Regions from separate parts of the Mus musculus genome. Here region 2 is linked to region 1. Evidence: chromatin loops called from intact Hi-C (ENCODE). Cell type or tissue: left cerebral cortex. All regions are shown on one strand. Links, peaks and the distances in the headings refer to the core of each region. The heading gives the core; the rest is flanking DNA. Region 1 holds the start of Usp17lc (ubiquitin specific peptidase 17-like C). Region 2 holds the start of Usp17ld (ubiquitin specific peptidase 17-like D).

Region 1 (9,654 bases), core at 1,021-9,020:
TGGGATTGGCTGTCCTTGGAAGACTGTAGGCGTGGTCACAAGACTGGAGTATAAAAGACTGAGCATTTGTCCTCACTTGCAGAGATTCTCTGGAGGGAAAGACTTCCTTCTGCTCCCTTAGAAGACTCCAGCAAGTTATTTGAAGAGGTCTTTGGAGACATGGTGGTTTCTCTTTCCTTCCCAGAAGGTAAGTCTCACTGTAAGGTCTTTATGTCTTGTGTGTCCCCCAGCAGCCTTGTCATCTCCGAAGTTGCACCATTAGAGGCAATAGCATTATAAAAATATTCTGTTTGTTTGTTTGTTTGTTTTGTTTTCTGAGACAGGGTTTTTCGGTGTAGCCCTGGTTTTCTTGGACCTTACTCTATAGACCAGGGTAGCTTCCAACAGAGAAATCTGCCTGCATCTGCCTCCCAAGTACTGGAATCACAGGGTTGCATAACCACTACCAGCAAAAATTTTCTTATAAGTAATTAGAAAGTTAGTTGTGGGTAAAATCAAAATTCTTTGGACACTTGAGTACTGATAACACACTAAAGAAGCAGAGTGTAGATTCAAGGTCATTTTTTTTTTTCTGAGAGAATCAACAGTCTATTTAGTGGACTAGATGAGTTGATAGACTGTAGTGGCTATTCCTGGTTGTCAACTTGACAATATTTGGAATGAACTACAATCCGGAATTGGAAGGCTCACCAGTGACCCTTATCTGGAGGCTTGGAGATCCTTATCTGGATCTTGGTTTGAAGATCTTGAGCCACAGTGGCTATGGATTCCAGAAGATTGAATCTCCGAGTTTAAGGAACACACCTTTAATCTGGGCTACACCTTTCATCTGGGATTAAAGGTGTGGCGGAACACACCTTTAATCTGGGCTACACCTTCTGCTGGAGACAATATAAGGACATTGGAAGAAGGGAGTCTAGCTCTTGCTCCTTCGCCTGCTTGCTGCGTGAGACTGAGTAACTGCTAGATCCTTGGACTTCCATTCACAGCTGCGACTGAACAATTGTTGGGAATTGGGCTGCCGACTGTAAGTCATCAATAAATTCCTTTACTTTCTAGAGACTATCCATAAGTTCTGTGACTCTAGAGAACCCTGACTAATACATAGACCATATGACCTTGACTGGAAAAGTATCTGCTACAGAGAAATAATCTTACAAATCCAATGTCAATAAAGACGGAAAACAAAACAGAGAAAGGAGAGAGAGAAAGAGACAGAGAGAGTAAAGGAAGGAAGGAAAGAAGGAAGGAAGGAAGGAAGAAAGAAAGAAGAAAGAAAGAAAGAAAGAAAGAAAGAGAGACAGAGAGAAAGAGAGAGAGAGAGAAAGAAAGAAAGAAAGAAAGAAAGAAAGAAAGAGAAAGAAAGAGAAAGAAAGAAAGAAAAAAGGAAGGAAAACCAGACCTAGGCTGTTTATACTGGTTCTGTGTGGTTAGCAAGGTAACAGAAACTCTTGTATGGCATGTGTAGTCATCTATTTGACATGATTTTGTAACTTTATTCCAAGTAAAACCCAAGCTTAAGACACCTAGGAAATTGGAGCTAAATTCAGGGAAATGCACTCCAATAATGTGACATTTCTGAGCTGCTTTGCAGAAACCACACCCAAATTGGGAGAAGCTTGTCTGGGATTGGCTGTCCTTGGAAGACTGTAGGCGTGGTCACAAGACTGGAGTATAAAAGACTGAGCATTTGTCCTCACTTGCAGAGATTCTCTGGAGGGAAAGACTTCCTTCTGCTCCCTTAGAAGACTCCAGCAAGTTATTTGAAGAGGTCTTTGGAGACATGGTGGTTTCTCTTTCCTTCCCAGAAGGTAAGTCTCACTGTAAGGTCTTTATGTCTTGTGTGTCCCCCAGCAGCCTTGTCATCTCCGGCTGCCCTAGACCTGCATAAGGACAGATTGAGTGTGCTGGGATAGACTTTTGTTGACAAAGGGGCTGCTCTGCCCTTCTAAGAGGTTGAGTCTCATCATAAGGCCTTTTGCAGCTTGCATGTGTAGTGCCAGGAAAGAGTAGTCATCCCCCAAAACCAGACAGGAACTGACGAGATGCAATCACTGTGTGGACTTTTTACCAGCTAGCTAGGGCACTACCATGAGCCACTGTCTAGCAGGGAGGCTTTGGGGATGGTGTGCCCCGAATATCTCTCAGGGTAAGAGTTTACAGTAAGCAGCAAGCAGAGGGGTGTGGGTGAGTGTGCAAGTATCTAATTGGCTAGTTTTTGTGGCCTGTAACATATTGGTGGGTGTTGGGAGTCATAAGCTAAATGTTTGCTTTCCTCTGCATTGGTGGTCATTAGGGAGGGGGCAGATTATGAACCTAGGTTGCAGATCTGTTGGAGTAATAACAAGACACTGGTCTTGTTGGGGGTATAACCTAGAGACTCGATTTATGTTCATGTTTGGTTTGGGATGGGTTTTATGTGAGTGTTTTCTTTTTTGGGGAGGGGGTCGGTTAACTTGGAAAGTAATGCTAGGTACTGTCCTGTTCATTTCCCTGAGGTGAAAGTTAGGTCAGGTTTTCTAGAATGGAGTCTGAAGGTAAAAGATTTGGCCACTGGCATGCCCTAAAGTCTTTTTGTGTTCTTGTCCCCTAGCAGATCCAGCCCTATCATCTCCTGGTGCCCAACAGCTGCATCAGGATGAAGCTCAGGTAGTGGTGGAGCTAACTGCCAATGACAAGCCCAGTCTGAGTTGGGAATGTCCCCAAGGACCAGGATGCGGGCTTCAGAACACAGGCAACAGCTGCTACCTGAATGCAGCCCTGCAGTGCTTGACACACACACCACCTCTAGCTGACTACATGCTGTCCCAGGAGTACAGTCAAACCTGTTGTTCCCCAGAAGGCTGTAAGATGTGTGCTATGGAAGCCCATGTAACCCAGAGTCTCCTGCACTCTCACTCGGGGGATGTCATGAAGCCCTCCCAGATTTTGACCTCTGCCTTCCACAAGCACCAGCAGGAAGATGCCCATGAGTTTCTCATGTTCACCTTGGAAACAATGCATGAATCCTGCCTTCAAGTGCACAGACAATCAGAACCCACCTCTGAGGACAGCTCACCCATTCATGACATATTTGGAGGCTTGTGGAGGTCTCAGATCAAGTGTCTCCATTGCCAGGGTACCTCAGATACATATGATCGCTTCCTGGATGTCCCCCTGGATATCAGCTCAGCTCAGAGTGTAAATCAAGCCTTGTGGGATACAGAGAAGTCAGAAGAGCTACGTGGAGAGAATGCCTACTACTGTGGTAGGTGTAGACAGAAGATGCCAGCTTCCAAGACCCTGCATATTCATAGTGCCCCAAAGGTACTCCTGCTAGTGTTAAAGCGCTTCTCGGCCTTCATGGGTAACAAGTTGGACAGAAAAGTAAGCTACCCAGAGTTCCTTGACCTGAAGCCATACCTGTCCCAGCCTACTGGAGGACCTTTGCCTTATGCCCTCTATGCTGTCCTGGTCCATGAAGGTGCGACTTGTCACAGTGGACATTACTTCTCTTATGTCAAAGCCAGACATGGGGCATGGTACAAGATGGATGATACTAAGGTCACCAGCTGCGATGTGACTTCTGTCCTGAATGAGAATGCCTATGTGCTCTTCTATGTGCAGCAGACTGACCTCAAACAGGTCAGTATTGACATGCCAGAGGGCAGAGTACATGAGGTTCTCGACCCTGAATACCAGCTGAAGAAATCCCGGAGAAAAAAGCATAAGAAGAAAAGCCCTTGCACAGAAGATGCGGGAGAGCCCTGCAAAAACAGGGAGAAGAGAGCAACCAAAGAAACCTCCTTAGGGGAGGGGAAAGTGCTTCAGGAAAAGAACCACAAGAAAGCTGGGCAGAAACATGAGAATACCAAACTTGTGCCTCAGGAACAGAACCACCAGAAACTTGGGCAGAAACACAGGATCAATGAAATCTTGCCTCAGGAACAGAACCACCAGAAAGCTGGGCAGAGCCTCAGGAACACGGAAGGTGAACTTGATCTGCCTGCTGATGCAATTGTGATTCACCTGCTCAGATCCACAGAAAACTGGGGCAGGGATGCTCCAGACAAGGAGAATCAACCCTGGCACAATGCTGACAGGCTCCTCACCTCTCAGGACCCTGTGAACACTGGGCAGCTCTGTAGACAGGAAGGAAGACGAAGATCAAAGAAGGGGAAGAACAAGAACAAGCAAGGGCAGAGGCTTCTGCTTGTTTGCTAGTGTTCACTCACCCACTCACACAGGCTCCTGTGGACACCCTGCCAACCCAAGGTGCCTGGAACAAGAGGTTTGGACCTCTGTCCCAGGCAGGGACAATGCCTCACCCTTCATGTGGGGTCCACCTATCCTCTGGGCCCTTGCCTGTTTTTACTGACTGACTCTCTGAGAATGGTCATTTGAATGTGGAAAAAAAATGCCCAGGGTGTTGCTACAGGTTAAAGACAGGAAAGCTGGACAGTCAGGGGAGGTCTGCATAGCCTCTCCTGCAACTCATGGGATCTGAGTAGCGTAGAGACTAAATCACCACACTGGAGCTTTCTTTACTTTGCTTTCCTTTTTTTTTTAATTTATTTTTTGTTATTAGATATTTTCTTTATTTACATTTCAAATGCTATCCCAAAAGTTCCCTATACCTTCCCCCCCCTGCTAACCTACCCACCCACTCCCACTTCTTGGCCCTGGAGTTCCCATGTACTGGGGCATATAAAGTTTGCAATACCAAGGGGCCTCTCTTCCCAAAGACGGCCAACTAGGCCATCTTCTGCTACATATGCACCTAGAGACCCTAAGAGAACACACTGGAGCTCTTGAGGTTTGGAGTTTTCGCTCAGGCAACAAGTGGCTTTTCAACTGCCCTTTCTAACCTCTTACCCAGAAAATGTGTAGTTCACCCTGTAGAGATAGATGTTCTTATTCTTTGTGTGTGATCAACAATTCTTTGACCAAATAAATTCTGTTACTTCACAATCTTGTCTGCTTCTTTATTGTTCTGTTTTCTTTTCCTTTGTTATGTTATGTTATGTTTTGTTCTTATCATGAATGTAAATCAGTATGTATACTCTTGGAAGAGTGTACTGAACCTGGTTGTAACATGGTCTCATAGGTGTAGACAGGAATTTAAAACTCACAGTTTTTTTTTAAAATGAGGATTCTTTTCTCCCAGAGAGTTACCACCTATCCTGTCTGTGGTGGGAAGTCATGGGCACCACTGAACTCCTGACTTCTAGACTCAGGCTGTGAGATTGAAAGAGAAAGGTTGAGGATCAGCACCTGTGTGGCATCAGGTGTTCATCAAAGACTGATGGAAAAGGTGGAGGTGGGACTTGCAGAGTCTGTGACTGACAAACTGCCTGAGCTCCATCCATGTCTCTGCCAAAGACTGCATCAGCCTCAGTGTGCCTTCTGGTCACAAAGGCCTCAAGTTCTTCTTAAGCCTGTTATGAAGCTGGAAGAAGACAAATTCTGCTATTGGAATGAAAAGGTTGCCTCTTTGAAGGAGAGGAAGTACCACTCTGAAAGATATACAGAGTTGGTAATTGGTGCAATGAAAAATGCTTACTAAACACAACTAGATTACTGGTTACCATACTGGTTAGTATGGTGTTCTCAACCTGTAGGTCTCAGCCTCTCTGGGGATGAATTGCTTTTTCACAAGGGTTGCATATCAGATATTCACCTGGAAATTCAACAACAGTGGCAAAGTCACAGTAACAAAGGAGCATGGGAATCAACATAATACTTGGGTGGGGTCACACTATGAAGAAGTGTATTGAAACTTCAGACGGCATCAGAGGAAGATTGAGAACCACTGTTCCAGGACCACATAGGAGAGACTCTGAAGTGGAGAAATCCATTTCAAACCCAACATCCATTACATAGCAGTGTTCAGAAGATCCATATGGAACTGATTAGATATGATATGGGAACTGATTAGATATGATATGGGAAGAGGGCAAGTAGGTAGAATACCACCCAATGTGCGGTGTGTTTAAACCAGACCCATCATGGGAGGCCCCAATATGAAGGTCACAGGCTTGGCTTTCTTTTCACAATCTGTATATTGCTAGAAGATGGCAATCTGCAGAACTAGCCACAGACACCAGAACTCTCCCATCATCTCCCACTTTCTTAAGACCATAGCCTGATTGGTTTTTCCAAGTTTTCTGAAATGCTATGTGAATAATGATCAATTCCTTATAAGTTTGATAAAATACAATTTCAAGATAATGGAGTGATCAGTATTTCTCAGTACACCCGAAGATCTTAGTAACTTGAACATTCTTCTAAAATTAACACCTTGTTCATTTGGGATTAGTATATTAGACAGAAAGCAATTGGCATTCTGTATATATCTTGCCTTCAAGAACAGTCTGACAACTTACACAATTCCTGACTGAATAAGGGAAATGAACTGTGGTAGCTTGGCGGAGGTAAAGAATTTAGAGGGAATGTGCAAGGCCTACATTTGTATCATTGATATTCAACCATAAAAACCAGAAGATAAATTTGAACTTAAGTGGTAATATTATTAAAACTGTGGTGTGAATTTTGTTCACTATGTTTCTAAGTGGAGAAAAACAAAATCAGGTTTCACTGCTTCATATGGAGATACAACACTTACCAAGACAAATTTTGTTTCAGATGTAGTTTATTTTGTGTTTATTGTGTGAAGTGTGTGTGTGTTTTGTTTGTGGGTTGTGTTTGTGTGTGTGTGTTTGTGTCTATTTGATTCAAGTAATGGCAGCCAACTGAGTGATCATGAGCTGAAGCCATCATAGGATGAGACAAAGCTCAAGGTCAATTTGGAGCATTTTGTGCAAGTAAAGTTGGTGAACCCCCGAAAGACCACCTAAAAATGATTCCCATGCAATTGCATTGTGCTTGCATTATTCAAGGGAGTTTTATAGAGACAAGAGATGGGCATCATTGCACACATCTAACTGGGAAACCATTATGGCCTTTAATATAGTTGTCTCTTGCTGGGAGCCAAAATATAAACTTAAATTCTGGGTTTTGTTGTTTGTTTGTTTGGTGTTTTTTTTTTTTTTGTTCTTTGTTTTTTTGGATTGTTTGTTTGTTTGTTTGTTTATTGATGGTTGTTAGGAAGTAAAGTGCCAGGGGCAGGATTGATACCTGGGGGTGCAGATTTGTTGGGAAATAACCTGGAACTGGTGTTACACCTGGGTATTTTTGGGAGGTAACCTGCTGGAAACTAGTGCTTGACACAGGTCTTATTGGGGGAGGGGGTAATCTGGAAACTGGTAATAGGTACTGGCCTGTTAGTTAACTGGTGTTCAACCTTAGGTCAGGTTCTTTGTGACAGTTTTCTAAGAAATCAAAGGATCTGGACTCTCGAACACAAATGACCCTATCCTCAAAAATAAACATAAATCTAGGATTTGCATGGTATGGTCCACCTAAAAGGTAATCTTATCACTCCAGTGGGAGTGTGTCAGCAGGATGGAATTAGCAGGGTGACTGAATCACCTGCCAAATGGATATACAGTCAAGGACTGATAAAAAACACTATAAAATATCATTATAACTAATTACAGAATTCTTTGTGTAGATTCCCAACAACATAATGCTTGGACCTAAGCCCATACTGATAAACACTAAAGTAATAGACTGTAGGTTCAAGGTCATTTTTTACCCCAATGTTAACTGCAGTCTATTCAGTAGAATAAATGACATCTTCCATCAAAATACCTTGACTGGACCATAAGAAAGAGACTGTTTTGAAAAGTGTAGCAATATTAGAAAGTTAAAATATAAAATATATGGTTGAATTACTACAGAGGAACTAGGAAGTGAAATGGAACTGAATCCTATCTTCTAGGAGTTAACAGATTATGGTATTAGGGCACAAGATCCTACCTAGTTAAATTTAGACCCTGGTATGATGGCTGTAGTGGCTATTACTGGTTGTCAACTTGACTATATCTGGAATGAACTACAATCCAGCATTGGAAGGCTCACCAGTGACCCTAATCTGGAGGCTGGTAGATAGAAGTTTCTGACCTGGATCTTGGTATGGAGATGTTGAGGCATAGTGGCTATGGATTCCAGAAGATTAAGATAGGGAGATCTCTGAGTTCAAGGTCATCTAGGATTAAAGGTGTGGTGGCATACACCTTTCATCTGGGCTACATCTTCTGCTGGAGACCATATAAGGACATTGGAAGAAGAAAGGCTCTCTCTCTCTCTCTCCTTCACCTGCTTGCTGTATGGGACTGAGCAACTGCTAGATCCTTGGACTTCCATTCACAGCTGCTACTTGACCATCGTTTGGAGTTAGAATGCAGACTGTAAGCCATCAAATATATACAGAACCCTGACTAATACAGAAATTGGTAACAGAAGTGGGGTATTGATGTGATATGCCTGACCATGCTTTTATTTGAAAAAATATGGATTTTGGAACTTTGGATTTAGAACCCAGTGGAATGCTTTAAATGGGGCTTAATGGGTCATCCTAGTAGGAATATGGAAGACTTTGTTGCTGGGAGTAATTTGAACTGTGTTGACCTGGCCCAAAAGATTTCAAAGGAGAAGAATTTCAGAATGTGGCATAAAGACTGTTTTTGTGGTATTGTGGTGAAGAATGTGGCTACTTTTTGCCCTTGCCTTAAAAGTCTACCTGAGGCTAAGGTGAAGAGACTCAGATTAATTGCATTGACAAAGGAAGTTTCAAAAAAGCTCAGCAGAGACTTTATTCTCTGATTAAGTCTTATGAAGAGAAGTTTGAACAAGTATACCAAGCTTAGAAGGGAAAAATATAACATATATGGTTCGAGTTTTAAAGAGTACCACGAAGTGAAATGGAGCAAAATCCTATGTTCTAGGAGATAATAGATTAGGGGAATGGGACCTTGGGGCAAGATCCTACCCAGCTAAATTTAGATTCAGGTATGGTGGTACACACCTTTAATCCCAGGAGACAAGCATGCTGATCTCTGCATTCAAGGTCAATCTACAGAGCAAGACTCAGGATAGCCAAGCTTAGGCAGTGAAGGATTTAGAAAACAGAAAGCCAGTGATAAGTGTGTCAGGTTCTAATTCCTGCAAACAGCAGAACTCAGCAGCTTCAGGCATGTGGCTCTGGCTCTAGAGTTAAGAATGGAAATAACTACTGGGACAATTGATGTTGGTTAGCTGGAGCTAAGAAATTAGCAGTGATTATGAAGAGACCAGCATCACTGAGGTGAAATCTTCTGGGAATAGTTTTCTGGGAGCACAAAGAAGCTGTGTTCAAGAGATAGCCAAGGTTGTACCTCATGCTGCAACTGGACTTGGTAATGTATAAGAATCACCAGGTGGTACTGGTTTTGAAGGCATGAAGGGGTCATGAAGAACAGCTGAGGCTTGGTACTGTGAGAGGTCATGGAAGACCACTGGAGAAGGTATAGCCTTAGCTGTAGTTGATGACCCAGGATGGAAGAGCTCATGCAAAGTATTTGAGGCTTAGCGCCATGAAGAGAGCCTCTGAGAGGCTATTGGTGAAGCCTAGTTGGAGTGGAACACCCCTGTGTATTGGAGATGTCAGTACCATGGGATGATCACCAAGAACAGCAGCTGAAGTGGAGTAGATCAACCTGAGCTTAGAGTGCTACAGAGGGCAGAGCTGGAGAAGTGATGCCAGCCCTTAGGAGGAGTCCAAAACATCAAGTG
Region 2 (9,654 bases), core at 734-8,733, 170 kb before region 1:
CATTATCATCAAGGTAGGAGCATGGCAGTATCCAGGCAGGCAAGGCACAGTCAGAGCTGAGAGTTCTACATCTTCATCCAAAGGCTGCTAGTGGAAGACTGACTTCCAGGAAACTAGGGTGAGGATCTTATGCCCACACCCACAGTGACACACCCATTCCTACCAGGTCACACATATTCCAACAAGGCCTCACCTCCAGATGGTGCCACTCCCTGGTCCAAGGATATACATACCATCATATTCCACTCCCTGGTCCCCATAGACTTGTTCAAAAACATGAGTCTATGGGGACCATCCTTAAACATAATGCAAAATGCATTTAGTCCAACTTTCAAAGTCCTCCTAGTCTATAGCAGTAGCAACAATGTTAAAAGTCCAAAGTTCAAGGTCTCTTCTTAGATTCATCCAACTAATTAAATGTAACCTCCAAAGTGGGGCAGGAAACCAGCTGGGCAAACTCCAAACTCTGCATCTCCATGGCTGATGTCAAAGCGGTCTTCAGATCTCCACTCCCTTTTCATCTTTGTTGACTGCAACAAACTGATTTCTCCTGGGCTGGTTCCACTCCCTGTTAGCAGCTTTCCTCAGCATATATCCCATGGCTCTGGCATCTTTAACAGCTTTGAGTCTCCAAGACAATTTCAATATTACAGCTTCTTGTTTCAGTGTCTGGTATTCCACTTGATGTTTTGGACTCCTCCTAAGGGCTGGCATCACTTCTCCAGCTCTGCCCTCTGTAGCACTCTAAGCTCAGGTTGATCTACTCCACTTCAGCTGCTGTTCTTGGTGATCATCCCATGGTACTGACATCTCCAATACACAGGGGTGTTCCACTCCAACTAGGCTTCACCAATAGCCTCTCATAGGCTCTCTTCATGGCGCTAAGCCTCAAATACTTTGCATGAGCCCTTCCATCCTGGGTCATCAACTACAGCTAAGGCTATACCTTCTCCAGTGGTCTTCCATGACCTCTCACAGTACCAAGCCTCAGCTGTTCTTCATGACCCCTTCATGCCTTCAAAACCAGTACCACCTGGTGATTCTTATACATTACCAAGTCCAGTTGCAGCATGAGGTACAACCTTGGCTATCTCTGGAACACAGCTTCTTTGTGCTCCCAGAAAACAATTCCCAGAAGATTTCACCTCAGTGATGCTGGTCTCTTCATAATCACTGCTAATTTCTTAGCTCCAGCTAACCAACATCAATTGTCCCAGTAGTTATTTCCATTCTTAACTCTAGAGCCAGAGCCACATGCCTGAAGCTGCTGAGTTCTGCTGTTTGCAGGAATTAGAACATGACACACTTATCACTGGCTTTCTGTTTTCTAAATCCTTCACTGCCTAAGCTTGGCTATCCTGAGTCTTGCTCCGTAGATTGACCTTGAATGCAGAGATCAGCATGCTTGTCTCCTGGGATTAAAGGTGTGTACCACCATACCTGAATCTAAATTTAGCTGGGTATGATCTTGCCCCAAGGTCCCATTCCCCTAATCTATTATCTCCTAGAACATAGGATTTTGCTCCATTTCACTTCGTGGTACTCTTTAAAACTCGAACCATATATGTTATATTTTTCCCTTCTAAGCTTGCTATACTTGTTCAAACTTCTCTTCATAAGACTTAATCAGAGAATAAAGTCTCTGCTGAGCTTTTTTGAAACTTCCTTTGTCAGTGAAATTAATCTGAGTTTCTTCACCTTAGCCTCAGGTAGACTTTTAAGGCAAGGGCAAAAAGTAGCCACATTCTTCACCACAATACCACAAAAACAGTCTTTATGCCACATTCTGAAATTCTTCTCCTTTGAAATCTTTTGGGCCAGGTCAACACAGTTCAAATTACTCCCAGCAACAAAGTCTTCCATATTCCTACTAGGATGACCCATTAAGCCCCATTTAAAGCATTCCACTGGGTTCCAAATCCAAAGTCCCAAAATCCATATTTTTTCAAATAAAAGCATGGTCAGGCATATCACAGCAATACCCCACTTCTGTTACCAATTTCTGTATTAGTCAGGGTTCTGTATATATTTGATGGCTTACAGTCTGCATTCTAACTCCAAACAATGGTAAAGTAGCAGCTGTGAATGGAAGTCCAAGGATCTAGCAGTTGCTCAGTCCCATACAGCAAGCAGGTGAAGGAGAGAGAGAGAGAGAGAGAGAGCCTTTCTTCTTCCAATGTCCTTATATGGTCTCCAGCAGAAGGTGTAGCCCAGATGAAAGGTGTATGCCACCACACCTTTAATCCTAGATGACCTTGAACTCGGATATCTCCCTATCTTAATCTTCTGGAATCCATAGCCACTATGCCTATCCATCTCCATACCAAGATCCAGGTCAGAAACTTCTATCTACCAGCCTCCAGATTAGGGTCACTGGTGAGCCTTCCAATGCTGGATTGTAGTTCATTCCAGATATAGTCAAGTTGACAACCAGTAATAGCCACTACAGCCATCATACCAGGGTCTAAATTTAACTGTGTAGGATCTTGTGCCCTAATACCATAATCTGTTATCTCCTAGAAGATAGGATTCAGTTCCGTTTCACTTCATAGTGCCCCTGTAGTAATTCAACCATATATTTTATATTTTTCCTTTCTAATATTACTATACTTTTCAAAATAGTCTCTTTCTTATGGTCCAGTCAAGGTATTTTGATGGAAGATGTCATCAATTCTACTGAATAGACTGCAGTTAACATTGGGGTAAAAAGTGACCTTGAACCTACAGTCTGTTACTTTAGTGTTTATCATTATGTGCTTAGGTCCAAGCATTATGTTGTTGGGAATCTACACAAAGAATTCTGTAATTAGTTATAATGGTATTTTATAGTGTTTTTTATCAGTCCTTGACTGTATATCCACTTGGCAGGTGATTCAGTCACCCTGCTAATTCCATCCTGCTGACACACTCCCACTGGAGTGATAAGATTACCTTTTAGGTGGACCATACCAGGCAAATCCTACATTTATGTTTATTTTTGAGGAAAGGGTCATTAGTGTTCAAGAGTCCAGATCCTTTGATTTCTTAGAAAACTGTCTTAAAGCACCTGACCTAAGGTTGAACACCAGTTAACTAACAGGCCAGTACCTATTACCAGTTTCCAAGTTACCCCCTCCCCCAATAAGACCTGTGTCAATCACAAGTTTCCAGCAGGTTACCTCCCAAAAATACCCAGGTGTAACACCAGTTCCAGGTTATTTCCCAACAAATCTGCACCCCCAGGTATCAATCCTGCCCCTGGCACTTTACTTCCTAACAACCATCAATAAACAAACAAACAAACAAACAATCCAAAAAAACAAAGAACAAAAAAAAACCCAAACAAACAACAAAACCCAGAACTTAAGTTTATGGTTTGGCTCCCAGCAAGAGACAACTATATTAAAGGCCATAATGGTTTCCCAGTTAGATGTGTGCAATGATACCCATCTCTTGTCTCTATAAAACTCGCTTGAATAATGCAACCACAATGCAATTGCATGGTAATCATTCTTAGGTGGTCTTTCGGGGGTTCACCAACTTTACTTGCACAATGTGGTCAAAATTGACCTTGATCTTTGTCTCATCCTATGATGGCTTCAGCTCATGATCACTCAATTGGCTGCCATTACCTGAATCAAATAGACAAAAACACAAAATACACACACACACAAACACAACCCACAAACAAAACACACACATACTTCACACAATAAACAAACACAAAATAAACTACATCTGAAATAAAATTCGTCTTGGTAAGTGTTGTATCTCCATATGAAGCAGTGAAACCTGATTTTGTTTTTCTCCATTTAGAAACAGAGTGAACAAAATTCACACCACAGTTTTAATAATATTACCACTTAAGTTCAAATTTATCTTCTGGTTTTAATGGTTGAATATCAATGATACAAATGTAGGCCTTGCACATTCCCTCTAAATTCTTTACCTCCGCCATGCAACCGCAGTTCATTTCCCTTATTCAGTCAGTAATTGTGTAAGTTGTCAGACTGTTCTTGAAGGCAAGATATATACAGAATGCCAATTGCTTTCTGTCTAATATACTAATCCCAAATGAACAAGGTGTTAATTTTAGAAGAATGTTCAAGTTACTAAGATCTTTGGGTGTACTGAGAAATACTGATCACTCCATTATATTGAAATTGTATTTTATCAAACTTATAAGGAATTGATCATTATTCACATAGCATTTCAGAAAACTTGGAAAAACCAATCAGGCTATGGTCTTAAGAAAGTGGGAGATGATGCGAGAGTTCTGGTGTCTGTGGCTAGTTCTGCAGATTGCCGCAATATACACAGTGTGAAAAGAAAGCAAGGCCTGTGACCATATTGGGGCCTCTCATGATGGGTCTGGTTTAAACACACCGCACATTGGGTGGTATTCTACCTACTTGCCCTCTTCCCATATCATATCTAATCAGTTCCCATATCATATCTAATCAGTTCCATATGGATCTTCTGAACACTGCTATGTAATAGATGTTGGGTTTGAAATGGATTTCTCCACTTCAGAGTCTCTCCTATGTGGTCCTGGAACAGTGGTTCTCAATCTTCCTCTGATGCCGTCTGAAGTTTCAATAAACTTCTTCATAGTGTGACCCCACCCAAGTATAATGTTGTTTCCCATGCTCCTTTGTTACTGTGACTTTGCCACTGTTGTTGAATTTCCAGGTGAATATCTGATATGCAACCCTTGTGAAAAAGCAATTCATCCCCAGAGAGGCTGAGACCTACAGGTTGAGAACACCATACTAACCAGTATGGTAACCAGTAATCTAGTTGTGTTTAGTAAGCATTTTTCATTGCACCAATTACCAACTCTGTATATCTTTCAGAGTGGTACTTCCTCTCCTTCAAAGAGACAACCTTTTCATTCCAATAGCAGAATTTGTCTTCTTTCAGTTTCATAACTGGCTTAAGAAGAACTTGAAGCCTGTGTGACCAGAAGGCACACTGAGGCTGATGCAGTCTTTGGCAGAGACATGGATGGAGCTCAGGCAGTTTGTCAGAGACTCTGCAAGTCCCACTTCAGCCTTTTCCATCAGTCTTTGATGAACACCTGATGCCACACAGGTGCTGATCCTCAACCTTTCTCTTTCAATCTCACAGCCTGAGTCTAGAAGCCAGGAGTTCAGTGGTGCCCATGACCTCCCACCACAGACAGGGTAGGTGGTAACTCTCTGGGAGAAAATAATCCTCATTTAAAAAACCTGTGAGTTTTAAATTCCTGTCTATACCTATGAGACCATGTTACAACCAGGTTCCGTGCACTCTTCCAAGAACATAACATAACAAAGAAAAAGAAAACAGAACAATAAAGAAGCAGACAAGATTGTGAAGTAACAGAATTTATTTGGTCAGTGAACTGTCGATCACACACAAAGAATAAGAACATCTATCTCTACAGGGTGAACTACACATTTTCTGGGTAAGAGTTTAGAAAGGGCAGTTGAAAAGCAACTTGTTGCCTGAGCAAAAACTCCAAACCTCAAGAGCTCCAGTGTGTTCTCTTAGGGTTTTTAGCTGCATATGTAGCAGAAGGTGGTCTAGTCGGCCATCATTGGGAAGAGAGGCCCCTTGGTATTGCAAACTTTATATGCCCCAGTACATGGGAACTCCAGGGCCAAGAAGTGGGAGTGGGTGGGTAGGGTGGCAGGGCAGCGGGAGGGTATAGGGAACTTTTGGGATAGCATTTGAAATGTAAATAAAGAAAATATATAATAACAGAAAATAAATTAAAAAAAAAAAGGAAAGAAAAGAAAAGAAAGCTCCAGTGTGGTGATTTAGTCTCTACGCTGCTCAGATCCCATGAGTTGCAGGAGAGGCTATGCAGACCTCCCCTGAAGGTCCAGCTTTCCTGTCTTTAACCTGTAGCAACACCCTGGGCATTTTTTTCCACATTCAAATGATCATTCTCAGAGAGTCAGTCAGTAAAAACAGGCAAGGGCCCAGAGTATAGGTGGACCCCACGTGAAGGGTGAGGCATTGTCCCTGCCTGGGACAGAGGTCCAAACTTCTTGTTCCAGGCACGTTCGGTCGGCATGGTGTCCACAGGAGCCTGTGTGAGTGGGTGGGTGAGCACTAGCGAACAAGCAGAAGCTTCTGCCCTTGCTTGTTCTTGTTCTTCCCCTTCTTCGATCTTCGTCTTCCTTCCTGTCTACAGAGCTGCCCAGTGTTCACAAGGTCCTGAGAGGTGAGGAGCCTGTCAGCATTGTGCCAGGGTTGATTCACCTTGTCTGGAGTATCCCTGCCCCAATTTGCTATGGATCTGGGCAGGTGAATCACAATTGCATCAGCAGGCAGATCAAGTTCACCTTCCGTGTTCCTGAGGCTCTGCCCAGTTTTCTGGTGGTTCTGTTCCTGAGGCAAGATTTCATTGTTCCTGTGTTTCTGCCCCAGTTTCTGGTGGTTCTGTTCCTGAGGCACGAGTTTGGTATTCTCGTGTTTCTGCCCAGCTTTCTTGTGGTTCTTTTCCTGAAGCACTTTCCCCTCCCCTAAGGAGGTTTCTTTGGTTGCTTTCTTCTCCCTGTTTTTGGAGGGCTCTCCCACATCTTCTGTGCAAGGGCTTTTCTTCTTATGCTTTTTTCTCCGGGATTTCTTCAGCTGGTATTCAGGGTCGAGAACCTCATGTATTCTGCCCTCTGGCATGTCAATACTGACCTCTTTGAGGTCAGTCTGCTGCACATAGAAGAGCACATAGGCATTCTCATTCAGGACAGAAGTCACATCGCAGCTGGTGACCTTAGTATCATCCATCTTGTACCACTTCCCATGTCCAGCTTTGACATAAGAGAAGTAATGTCCACTGTGACAAGTCGCACCTTCATGGACCAGGACAGCATAGAGGGCATAAGGCAAAGGTCCTCCAGTAGGCTGGGACAGGTATGGCTTCAGGTCAAGGAACTCCGGGTAGCTTACTTTTCTGTCCAACTTGTTACCCATGAAGGCCGAGAAGCGCTTTAACACTAGCAGGAGTACCTTTGGGGCACTATGAATATGCAGGGTCTTGGAAGCTGGCATCTTCTGTCTACACCTACCACAGTAGTAGGCATTCTCTCCACGTAGCTCTTCTGACTTCTCTGTATCCCACAAGGCTTGATTTACACTCTGAGCTGAGCTGATATCCAGGGGGACATCCAGGAAGCGATCATATGTATCTGAGGTACCCTGGCAATGGAGACACTTGATCTGAGACCTCCACAAGCCTCCAAATATGTCATGAATGGGTGAGCTGTCCTCAGAGGTGGGTTCTGATTGTCTGTGCACTTGAAGGCAGGATTCATGCATTGTTTCCAAGGTGAACATGAGAAACTCATGGGCATCTTCCTGCTGGTGCTTGTGGAAGGCAGAGGTCAAAATCTGGGAGGGCTTCATGACATCCCCCGAGTGAGAGTGCAGGAGACTCTGGGTTACATGGGCTTCCATAGCACACATCTTACAGCCTTCTGGGGAACAACAGGTTTGACTGTACTCCTGGGACAGCATGTAGTCAGCTAGAGGTGGTGTGTGTGTCAAGCACTGCAGGGCTGCATTCAGGTAGCAGCTGTTGCCTGTGTTCTGAAGCCCGCATCCTGGTCCTTGGGGACATTCCCAACTCAGACTGGGCTTGTCATTGGCAGTTAGCTCCACCACTACCTGAGCTTCATCCTGATGCAGCTGTTGGGCACCAGGAGATGATAGGGCTGGATCTGCTAGGGGACAAGAACACAAAAAGACTTTAGGGCATGCCAGTGGCCAAATCTTTTACCTTCAGACTCCATTCTAGAAAACCTGACCTAACTTTCACCTCAGGGAAATGAACAGGACAGTACCTAGCATTACTTTCCAAGTTAACCGACCCCCTCCCCAAAAAAGAAAACACTCACATAAAACCCATCCCAAACCAAACATGAACATAAATCGAGTCTCTAGGTTATACCCCCAACAAGACCAGTGTCTTGTTATTACTCCAACAGATCTGCAACCTAGGTTCATAATCTGCCCCCTCCCTAATGACCACCAATGCAGAGGAAAGCAAACATTTAGCTTATGACTCCCAACACCCACCAATATGTTACAGGCCACAAAAACCAGCCAATTAGATACTTGCACACTCACCCACACCCCTCTGCTTGCTGCTTACTGTAAATTCTTACCCTGAGAGATATTCGGAGCACACCATCCCCAAAGCCTCCCTGCTAGACAGTGGCTCATGGTAGTGCCCTAGCTAGCTGGTAAAAAGGCCACACAGTGATTGCACCTCATCAGTTCCTGTCTGGTTTTGGGGGATGACTACTCTTTCCTGGCACTATACATGCAAGCTGCAAAAGGCCTTATGATGAGACTCAACCTCTTAGAAGGGCAGAGCATCCCCTTTGTCAACAAAAGTCTGTCCCAGCACACTCAATTTGTCCTTATGCAGGTCTAGGGCAGCCAGAGATGACAAGGCTGCTGGGGGACACACAAGACATAAAGACCTTACAGTGAGACTTACCTTCTGGGAAGGAAAGAGAAACCACCATGTCTCCAAAGACCTCTTCAAATAACTTGCTGGAGTCTTCTAAGGGAGCAGAAGGAAGTCTTTTCCTCCAGAGAATCTCTGCAAGTGAGGACAAATGCTCAGTCTTTTATACTCCAGTCTTGTGACCACACCTACAGTCTTCCAAGGACAGCCAATCCCAGACAAGCCTCTCCCTAGTTGGGTGTGGTTTCTGCAAAGCAGCTCAGAAATGTCATCTCTTTGGAGTGCATTTCCCTGAATTTAGCTCCAATTTCCTAGGTGTCTTAAGCTTGGGTTTTACTTGGAATAAAGTTACAAAATCATATCAAATAGATGACTACACATGTCATACAAGAGTTTCTGTTACCTTGCTAAACACTCAGAACCAGTATAAACAGCCTAGGTCTGGTTTTCCTTCCTTTTTTCTTTCTTTCTTTTCTTCCTTCTTTTTTTCTTTCTTTCTTTCTTTCTTTCTTTCTTTCTTTCTTTCTTTCTTTCTTTCTCTCTCTCTCTCTCTCTCTCTCTTTCTTTTCTTCCTTCCTTCCTTCCTTCCTTCCTTCCTTCCTTCCTTTCCTTTCTCTCTGTCTCTGTCTCTCCTCTTTCTCTGTTTTGTTTTCCTTCTTCATTCACATTGGATTTGTAAGGAGATCATTTCTCTGTAGCAGATACACGTCCAGTCAAGGTCATATGGTCTATGAAGTCATCAAGTCCACTAAGTAGACTGTTGATTCTCTCAGGGAAAAAAATGACTTTGAATCTACACTCTGCTTCTTTATTGTGATATCAGTACTCAAGTGTACAAAGCATTTTGATTTAAGTGTTTTACCCACAACTAACTGTCTAATTACTTAAAGAAAATGTTTGCTGACAGTGGTTATGCAACCCTGTGATCCCAGCACTTGGGAGGCAGATGCAGGTAGATTTCTCAGTTGGGGGCTACCCTGGTCTACAGAGTGAGGTCCAAGACAGCCAGGGCTACACAGAAAATCCCTGTCTCTGCAAACAAAACAAACAAACAAACAGAATATTTTTATAATGCCATTGCCTCAAATGGTGCAACTGCTGAGTAGGTGATTCAATCACCCAGTTAGTTCCATTATGCTCATTCAGTCTTACTTCAGTAATAAGATTCACTCTAGGTGGACCAAACCAGGCAAATCCTCCTTTCCTGTATG

The links. A loop is a pair of places that touch in the nucleus more often than their neighbours do. Peaks named below come from ENCODE experiments on the same cell type or tissue, not always from the same donor. Only the 100,000 strongest peaks of a DNase experiment are listed, where the experiment ranks them.
Region 2: a loop joins it to region 1, with 13 times the contacts of the local background. A loop is called at or near these places in 11 of 42 quality-filtered maps.

What each region holds. Positions count from the first base shown.
Region 1 is chr7:103,414,935-103,424,588 of GRCm38, forward strand. It overlaps Usp17lc (ubiquitin specific peptidase 17-like C), which reads left to right and starts at 1,762. Exons shown (of 2, transcript NM_010089.3): 1 at 1,762-1,811; 2 at 2,594-4,240. The coding sequence starts at 1,784. The coding sequence ends at 4,203. In left cerebral cortex, for the core only: no CTCF peak of the experiment used is centred there; no DNase peak of the experiment used is centred there.
Region 2 is chr7:103,244,005-103,253,658 of GRCm38, forward strand. Usp17ld (ubiquitin specific peptidase 17-like D) reads right to left here and starts at 8,501. Exons shown (of 2, transcript NM_001001559.2): 1 at 8,474-8,501; 2 at 6,082-7,691. The coding sequence starts at 8,501. The coding sequence ends at 6,082. In left cerebral cortex, for the core only: no CTCF peak of the experiment used is centred there; no DNase peak of the experiment used is centred there.